Regions from separate parts of the Homo sapiens genome. Here region 2 is linked to region 1. A link is a loop called in an ENCODE intact Hi-C map of the cell type or tissue named here. Cell type or tissue: ovary. All regions are shown on one strand. Each heading gives the region's core, and the rest is flanking DNA. Links, peaks and the distances in the headings are about the cores only.

Evidence for each region. Peaks named below come from ENCODE experiments on the same cell type or tissue, not always from the same donor. Only the 100,000 strongest peaks of a DNase experiment are listed, where the experiment ranks them.
Region 2: it touches region 1 in a loop (4-fold over the local background); 2 of 110 quality-filtered maps call a loop at or near these places.

Annotation. Positions count from the first base shown.
Region 1 is chr11:44,751,752-44,756,141 of GRCh38, reverse strand. All of the region lies in intron 1 of TSPAN18 (tetraspanin 18), which reads right to left. Among named protein-coding and RNA genes, the nearest start is that of TSPAN18-AS1, 17 kb to the right of the region's middle. RefSeq lists enhancers at 1,633-2,439, 2,440-3,248. In ovary, for the core only: no CTCF peak of the experiment used is centred there; DNase peaks (open chromatin) are centred at 1,051 and 1,711.
Region 2 is chr11:44,811,327-44,815,716 of GRCh38, reverse strand. The region is part of intron 2 of TSPAN18 (tetraspanin 18); the gene reads right to left. Among named protein-coding and RNA genes, the nearest start is that of TSPAN18-AS1, 77 kb to the right of the region's middle. In ovary, for the core only: no CTCF peak of the experiment used is centred there; a DNase peak (open chromatin) is centred at 2,604.

The DNA.
Region 1 (4,390 bases), core at 180-4,179:
TCGGATTTCAGAGGAGGAAGAGAGCCAGGAAGACTTCCTGGAAGAGGCAGCAAGGAACAAAGGAAGAGAGAGAGTTGACCAACCCAGTGATAAGCCTTTCCCTGGTTAGCTTCTGTTGGCAAACTCTCTCTCCATCTCCCTCTTCCCTCCTCCATCTCTCTCTCCATCTCTCTTTCCCTCTCTCTCCATTTCTCTCTCTGTCTCCCCTTCTCCCCACCCTGGCTCTGTACTCCCAACCCTAGTCACCCTACATCTCTTCCTGGCTCCTAGGAGAAATAGCCACCCTTCTGAGTCCCGAGGCCATAAGAATTTGGCCTTATGCCCCAAGAAGGAGCAGCGTCCTCAGGGAGACCCTGGATGCCAGCTCAGCCTCAGACCTCGTCTCCCAAGCCGATGCCAGGCCACAGGATCCAGGCTGGGCCACTGCCAGCCTGATGCATTGCTTGTTGACAGATAAAAGCTCTGCAATTTATGGCTCCAAAGCAAAGCCAGGGCTTTGTTTTGCTTTGTTTTAAATTAGCTACATAGGGGGTTGGTGTGGGGGCAGGGGAGAGGGAGGAGAGCCAAGGCATGCTCAGGATGTCTTGGGGCTGCGTCCCCAGCTCAGCAAACCCCAGGGCAGCCCTTAATGAAGCCACCTGAGCGCTGAGAACCTTGCAGTGTCTGCCGGGCTCTCCACCTGCACTTGTCTGGCTGGGGGAGGGAAGCGCTTCCCACCTGCTCGTCCTGTCACTGGGCCCAGCACCCTTTGTTCCCAGAATGAGTCCCAATCAGCCTGGTTAATTGTGCCTCAGGGTCTCAGTGGGGCTGAAGTGAAACCATGACATCCTCAGAAAGATGGGGATCTATTCCTGCTCAGAAAGAGGAGGCTGTTCCTTACTGTACTTGACACAGTGCAGCAGGCTCTGGGCACTGCCAGCAAGGGGCCCCAAGGGTCTACCCAGAAGCATGGGCCTTCCGATCTGAGCCCATTAGCTCTTGGTGGGATGAGGAGGGTGGAAGGGCCAGGGAGGGAGGGAATGTCCCAATCCCCATAAATGATTGCCTGAGACTGTTTATTCTCAATGCAACTGCTGTTAAGAATCATTTCCCCTCACGCCTCCCATCTGGTCTGGGGCTTTTCTGCAGACAGCACATGCCAGCCAGGGTCTCTGTGTGCCCTCCTGTGTAGGACCTGCCATAGACAGACACAGCCGCACTGGTCAACTGAGTAGGAAAGAGCATGTGTAGCCTGTGGCAGCCCAAAACCTCTTGCCATCGGTGGGCATTGTCCCACATCTGCTCCCTCTTTGTGCTGTCTGAAAGCACTTTCTCATCACTTCAAGGAGGTAAGGACAAGGACTATCCACTGGACCTCCCTTTTCATCTAAACTGCACTCTTCTTTCTCCTACACCGCACAGCTCAGAGGAGTCAGGCATCTTAACCACAGTCACAGAGCCAAAGCTGCCCAAGCCACGGCACTCATTAACTCCAGCCTGCATTAGAGGCCAGGTGTGGCCAACACCATAGTATTAATCCTCTCAAGGATACATCTGAGATCTTACATCTTGGGTCATTGGGCTGTTTGAGCAAAGATACCAGGCTTTCAAAGGTTACAAGCACAGCCAGTGCTTTGGCACATGGTTCAAGAAGAACAGAGACTGTCTCAGTGCTGAAGTTGGCTTTGGTATGAATTGTGTCTCAACATGTTCCAGACCCTGAACTCCACGTGGATGCAATGTGCAGTATTAAACACACAGGAACGCATGCCCAAGGATAGTCTGCCTCGGAGAGAAGCAGTATTAAAAAGCCACACGCCAGTAATAGAGATGTTTCTAAACTGGCCACCCTGCAGCTAGCAAGGAAGCTGAAGGCCGCAACTGGGGCTATTAATTCAGACTTTATAACCCACAGGGCTGCAGCGGAATACTGGGAAAACTGCACCCCAACTCTTTGTAATGCTTCCCTGCTCAAGTCCATGTAAATATATTCTAATGCAGAAAAGGTCCGCAGGAGGCAAGACCACAGAGTCATTAGCATTTTGATGGCTTTTCCCAGCACATGGAACCAGAGAGCTTTAAAATTCATAGCGTGGAGATTAATCCTTCAAGTCACACTTGTCCCTCCTAAGCTTTAGGAGGCCAAGAACTTTTTACCCCTTTAAGACCTTGATTAGCAAAGAAAGTTAGAAAACCAGAGAGCTCGGTCAAGGGAGTCCTAGTGAAAAGACGCATGACTGGTTTTCTAGACTAAGTGTGTTGCGTCCAAATACAATTAAATGGCAGAATTAGAGATGGGAGTAGTGGATAGGCTGTCACCCTGCATGAGAGGTGGGAGCTGCTTTGACTCAAATACTCCAGAAGAGGAGTCCCTGCCGATCCCTAACAGCACAGCTCATCCTTTTGTAACTGACGAAAGCCAGGCTTCTTAAAATCCATGTGTATTCACTCAGCAAGCCACACTGAAGTCGATCACTATGTGCTCACATAATAGATGCTTGGGACGATGGGATCAGGAAGCCAGTTCAGCTCAGCAAATCCATGATCTCAAAAAACTCAGTTCGAATGGAGAAAGAGACAGGGAAATTGGAGATTACAATAAAATGTGAGGGTGGCAGCGGCGAGTCCAGCTACCCTGGGACCCCCAGGAAGATGCTGGGGGCACCCACAGAGGGTGAGTCAAGCTGGGTTTATGAGCAGATCAAAACTTTCTTTTGAAAATGGATGCGCTGGCTGAGTGCGGTGGCTCAAACGCCTGTAATCCCAGCACTTTGGGAGGCTGAGGCGGGCGGATCGTGAGGTCAGGAGATCAAGACCATCCTGGCCAACATGGTGAAACCCTGTCTCTACTAAAAATACAAAAATTAGCTGGGTGTGGTGGTGGTGCATGCCTGTAATCCCAGCTACTCGGGAGGTTGAGGCAGGAGAATCGCTTGAACCAGGGAGTCGGAGGTTGCAGTGAGCCGAGATGGCACCACTGCACTCCAGCCTGAGTGATAGAGTAAGACTCTGTCTCAAAAAGAAAAGAAAATGGATGCGCTATAATATCAAGTGAGAAAGGTGAGGTCCGCAGTGTTTTCTAGCATGTGATCAAAAAGAATATATGGATACTGTTAAGAAAAGTCATCTGTAATGTGGCAAAAGGCAAAGAGAGGTCTGTGTCATTTCAACCTCATATTGGAGTACTGTTTAGCAAGCCTACCCAAGAATCCTGTAATTACCCAGGGGATTCTAGAGGAATGTAACTTTGTATAAAGTTACACATGAACTTGTAGATTTTTTTGGCTAGTAAAACAGATAAACCCCAAGGTTATGGTTTTCTGCCTTATAGGGCATTAACCAGTTTTATATCCAATCCAGCCATCATATTCAGGCATTCTTTCTCCAATGCCTACATAATCACTGTTCCTTGAATTCTCCTGAGAGCTAGCTTTTCCATCTTGCTGGCCTCCTCATTAAATCAATCTTTGACTCATGTTCATTCTAGATTTATGAGAATCATGGCTTTATTGTTTAAATTATACTGACAATACATACTCATTTATATAGAGATATATGTATGCATACATGTGCACGTGCACACACACACACACACAAACTGTCAAAGAAATGAAATTTCAACAAATTGAGTTGTAAAGATCTCATTTGTTTTTATTGTGATTCATGAATTGGGCAGCATCCCATCTACAAAACAGAAAGGTGCTCTGTTGCCAAGATAGAGTCACTGCGCTTCAGCCTGGGCAACAGAGTGAGACCCTGTGTCAAAAAAAAAAGAAAGAAAGAAAGTTGTTCTGCTGAGCTGAATAGAAGGGATGGGCTTTATAGACAGGAAAAGGCTAAAGAAGGCAGAAACAAAGAACAAAATGTGGATTGGTCATTTAAAGTCACTTTCCTTGTATCGGTTAAAACAGAGAGGACTTCATCACATCAGCTAAAACTAGCCTGTTTTGGAGATTTAGCTATCATCTTCCTCCTGATTTCCTGGAAGGTCAGATCTTACAAGTAAACAATTTAGGTTTTAGTTTGATAATGTGACACTTCAGCTTGAATGACTCCATTTTGGGTTGGTGTGTTGGGGCCTAGTGCTAGAGTTCAGTCCAAAACACTGGCTTCTCATATATTTTACTTAACAACATGCAAACATACACAACACACAGGGAAAAAACTGGGAAGAAACATACGCAAAATATTAGCTTTAGGTAGCTGAGATATATATGACTTCTTTTTTTTTTTTTTGAGATGGAGTCCTGCTCTGTCACCCAGGCTGGAGTGCGGTGGTGTGATCTTGACTCATTGAAACCTCCGCCTCCCAGGTTCAAGGGATTCTCCTGCCTCAGCTTCCTGAGTAGCTGGGATTACAGGCACCTGCCATCATGTCCAAATAATTTTTGTATTTTTAGTAGAGATGGGG
Region 2 (4,390 bases), core at 114-4,113, 60 kb before region 1:
GCTCCATGAGCTCCTTTTATTTTGTGGGCACTCACCATGGCCTGAGTTTATCTAAGGCATGTATGTATTTATCATTATCACCATGGTATCCCTGGGGCCATTCTAGAGCAATCCCCAGCACAGGGTAGGTGCTCAATACATAATTGTTGAGCAAGTAACCAAATCCCATCAGCCCTCAACTCCCCAGACCCCCCTTCACACACCACACACTCCAGGGACAAAAGAACACACCTCGGCTGGGCAGGCCTCCAGACCACACACCCTAACCCTGAGGGTGCCCCCATCCGGCCCACAGTCCAGCCACCCCTGAGGAAGGGCTGATCAGCAGCAGAGCTGAAGAAGTCAGCCTTTGGCCTCTCCATTCTTAGTCATCTTCTGGGAGTGCACATGGGCTCATTTTGGTCCCTTGTTTCGACACAAGATGGATTGAGAAATGAGGAGAGAAATGCATCCAGCCCGTGGATCACTCTAGTCTGTGCCTGGATCCATATGTCAAGGTAGAAGGCAGGTCCCAGTGGGGCCTGGAAGCCCCCAGGAGTGCCTGCCCTACATTACAGGTGGGAGCCTAGCTGCCTGCCTGCTGAGCCCTTCCTAGGCCCACAGTAAAGCCTCTGACTGGCTTCACCATCTGCCACTCTAATCTTCCCACTGCCATGCTCCCACGCCAAGCACCTTTCTATCTTGCCATTTCCTCTGCCTGGAATGCTCTTCTGCCAGCTCTCTGCATAGTGAGATTCTTCTCATGGTTCAGGTCTTCTTTGCACAATATTCTCCCATCAGAGGGACACACCCAAGCAGCCCCCATTGTCACCCTTCCATCTTATCATATTTCATCATCTTTGCATCACTTTTTACTCTCTGAAATTATCTTATGTACTTGCTTTCTTTAGTTTTAGCAGCCTGCTCTATCAGACTTTAAACCCAGTAGGCAGTACCTTGTAGGCCCTGTTCATAGCTTGTACTCCTGGTTGGCTGGTCTATTGTAGTGGCCACACCATTTACCATTGATGAATGAGTGGGTGGGTGGGTGGATGGATGGATGGATGGATGGATGGATGGATGGATTCTACCACCAACTCCCTCTGGGACCCTCCTAGATGGTGTTTCTCTCTGAAGCCCCAGTATTAACTCAGGCTTGGTGCATAGCATGGCACAGACACAAAGTGTTGCTGAGTGCACTGTATTATTTTCAGGATCTCAGTTTTCACATCTGCAAAATGAGGCACTGGGACTAGTCAATGCTTTTCAAACCATGTGGCTGGAAACCTTCTGGAAGGGGTTCACACATCCTGCTCTGCTGTTGTGATTTTCAAATAAGCAAATGAGAAAACTCAAGACAAGACAGTGAGTTTTCATGGAGCCACGTGTCTTCATTGTAAAGCCCAGTCCTTCCTATCTGGGGGATGGGAAGAGGGGCAAATATTCTTTCTTCCAAGAAATAATGGTGATAAGGGATGATTGTTATCTTAAAAAAAAAATCCTTATTCTGCAACAGGAAGAGATTGGCAACCAGATGCAGATGTCAGTCCTGACTTTTTTTAAAAAATTATTGGTAAAGGAAATGAAGTCTGGGAACCTCCATTCTGGTTCTCTGCAGAGATGCCACAAACAATGAGGCATTTTCCACCAAACAATGAAGAATTAAACTGCCTGAGGACTCCTTTCTTGCTTTTGTCTGTTTTCTATTTGGGCTTTCCTTTGAAAAAGTGGCTTTGCTGCTTTATAAAGTTCAACGATCCCTGAAGGATCTATCTCCAAGGCCCCATTCCCAGGATCTCTGCACCCTTGATTTTTATTTTTACATCTTGGCCCCTGCATTATGCAGGCTTTTCTCCAGGTCTGGGCGTGGTTGGATCCCAAGTGTGCAGAGGACCCAGGAGGGCTCTGTGCTGCTCAGCTCAGCCCTCTGTGATAGTCTGCCCTCTGGTCTATGCACTCCTTCCTGGGCCTCTCCAGGCAAGGTTTTGTGCCTCTTGCAAAATAACAGCCTCTGAAGTGTATTTTTGTCATGCATGCAGCTGGGACCCTGGCATTGATAGTGGTTGTACAATTCCCGTTTCTAACCTCATTCAGAGAGACCAAGTGTCTTACTCAAGGTCACACAGCAAGGAGGGGCACAAAGCCAGTTCATAGAGGTCTTACTCCCAGCAGCGCCTGCTGAGTGGAAATTTCAAGAGCCCTTTGGCAGCCACTCCTGGACATGAGAAAGGGTAAGACTGTCTCCAATTCACTCACACTGTGCTCATAACCACCGTGTGCTGAGCACTTGAACTGTGCCAGGCACTTTATATACATCGTTTTAACCCCACAAATGCAAGAAGTATCATGATTCCCACTTTCCCCCTCTGGAAACCAAGACTCAGAGAGGTTCCCTGACTTGCCGTGATCACACAGTGAAAACTAAGCCAGGATTTGGCCCATATCCACTCAAAGCACACCCTCTCCTTTGTGTCTGTCCTCATGCCGTGGCCTGTGGCTTCCTGCGCACAGGGCATGCAGATGGTCTTCCCCTGCTCAGGGTCATCTCTCCAGAAGCAGCCTGACCGGGTGCCTGGCCTGCAGGAGACAGAAGCGCCAGGCCGCTGAGGCCAGGAATGGACTGGCAGGACTGGGAGAAATCAAGGCAGCCCTTTCCCTGGGAGAGTGAGGAAGCTGGGCACAGAGAGACGGCCAGCAGGCTGCTGCAAGGTGAGGGTTATGGGTGGCCCCAGAAAGAGCAGGCCTGGTGTCGGGGAGCCGCACACAGACACAGGGCTTTGCTCCCTCATTCAACACATGAAGCATTAATTTTTCTCAGGGCAAATAAGCAATAGTGCTCTGTGTGTTTCTGTGTGTGTGTATGTACACTGGTCTGTCTTAACATTCCTAGGAACCCTAGGGACCCCAATGGTGCCAAAGCAGCATCACAGCCTGAGGGCAGCCCGTGGCACCCCCTCTCCCTCCCTCAGATACCCGCTTTAGCTAAGAATCCTGCAGCATCTCTTTGAGCCCAGTAAAGCTATTTCATGAACCTGGTCTGTGCCTTAATGATCCCTGGCACCCTTTGGGGGTGGGGTCAGTGGATGGGCAATAGGAATGTTAGCCCCACCTTTTCCACTATTCATTCTCTAGGAACCAGACTAGGGAGTCTGTGAAGATGGGCCCCCATCAGAGTTTGCACCACCTCCCCTGGGTTCCAGCAGCACGTGGTGCCCCCTCTGTGAGTCTGTTTATGCGTCATCCCCACTGGACTGCCCTCCATGACAGCAGAGGATTCTTTTAGTTTAACTGCAACATCAGTTACACATCAGACACAAGAAGGTCCTACATCATACACACAGCAGGAAGGAAGGAGGGAAAGGGCATAGTAACAACAATCACAGATCTGAGCCCTAATATGCACCAAGCACCTCGCTGAGCACATTACAAGCTAGCACTCATGTCATCACTCCTGTAACCCTATCAGGGAACTGAGGCCCAGAGAGGCTAAGTCATTTGCCCCAGGTCACACAGCCAGGAAGTGGCCAGGCTGGGTTTGGAACCCAGGCCTGCAGATCTACAAAGTGCATGCTCTTTGCCTTGGTTAGACCTGCCTGGCTGTACAGGACGGAGGATGCCCCCAGCTTGCAGGCCCACCTGGCAGAGACCTGGGAGGTAAGCGTGTTTGATTACTCATTGAGAGTGATGAAAGAAGGAAACCACAGGGCCTGTTTCCACCGAAGTCGACCACTAGCAACATATGGCATTGCCAGCCCTGCCCACTCACAGGGCTAACTGGGACAGCTGTCATCCCGGGGAATGAGCTGACCCTTCTGTTCTCCCCCTGGGGGTTCCTAATTTTACCAATAGCAGCCATCTTCATTAAGGAACTTGTCAGCACATCAAAATAGTGCTGTGATTAACTCCTTGAACAAATATTTGCAGAGCCCTGACTTTACACTCAGGGCTAAATGTTCTTTAAAAAGCATAAAACATAGGCCGGGTGCAGTGGCTCATGCCTGTAATCTCAGCACCTTGGGAGGCCAAGGCGGGTGGATCACCTGAGGTCAGGAGTTCGTGACCAACCTGGCCAACATGGTGAAACCCTATCTCTATCAAAAATACAAAAAAATTAGCCAGGTGTGGTGGCGGGTGCCTGTAATCCCAGCTTCTCGGGAGGCTGAGGCAGGAGAATCACTTGAACCCAGGAAGTGGAGTTTGCAGTGAGCCGAGATTGTGCCATTGCACTCCAGCCTGGGCAACAAGAGCGAGACTCCATCTCAAAAAAAAAAAAAAAATCCTAAAATGTGGTACATGTCATCAAGGAGTTTATCACTAGGAGATTAATTGTGCTTACATTTCTGATTCCCTTTCCAAGGCTAATTGTAGAGTGTGCCTTTCCCTCCCTCTCTCTTATCACATCCAGATAGAT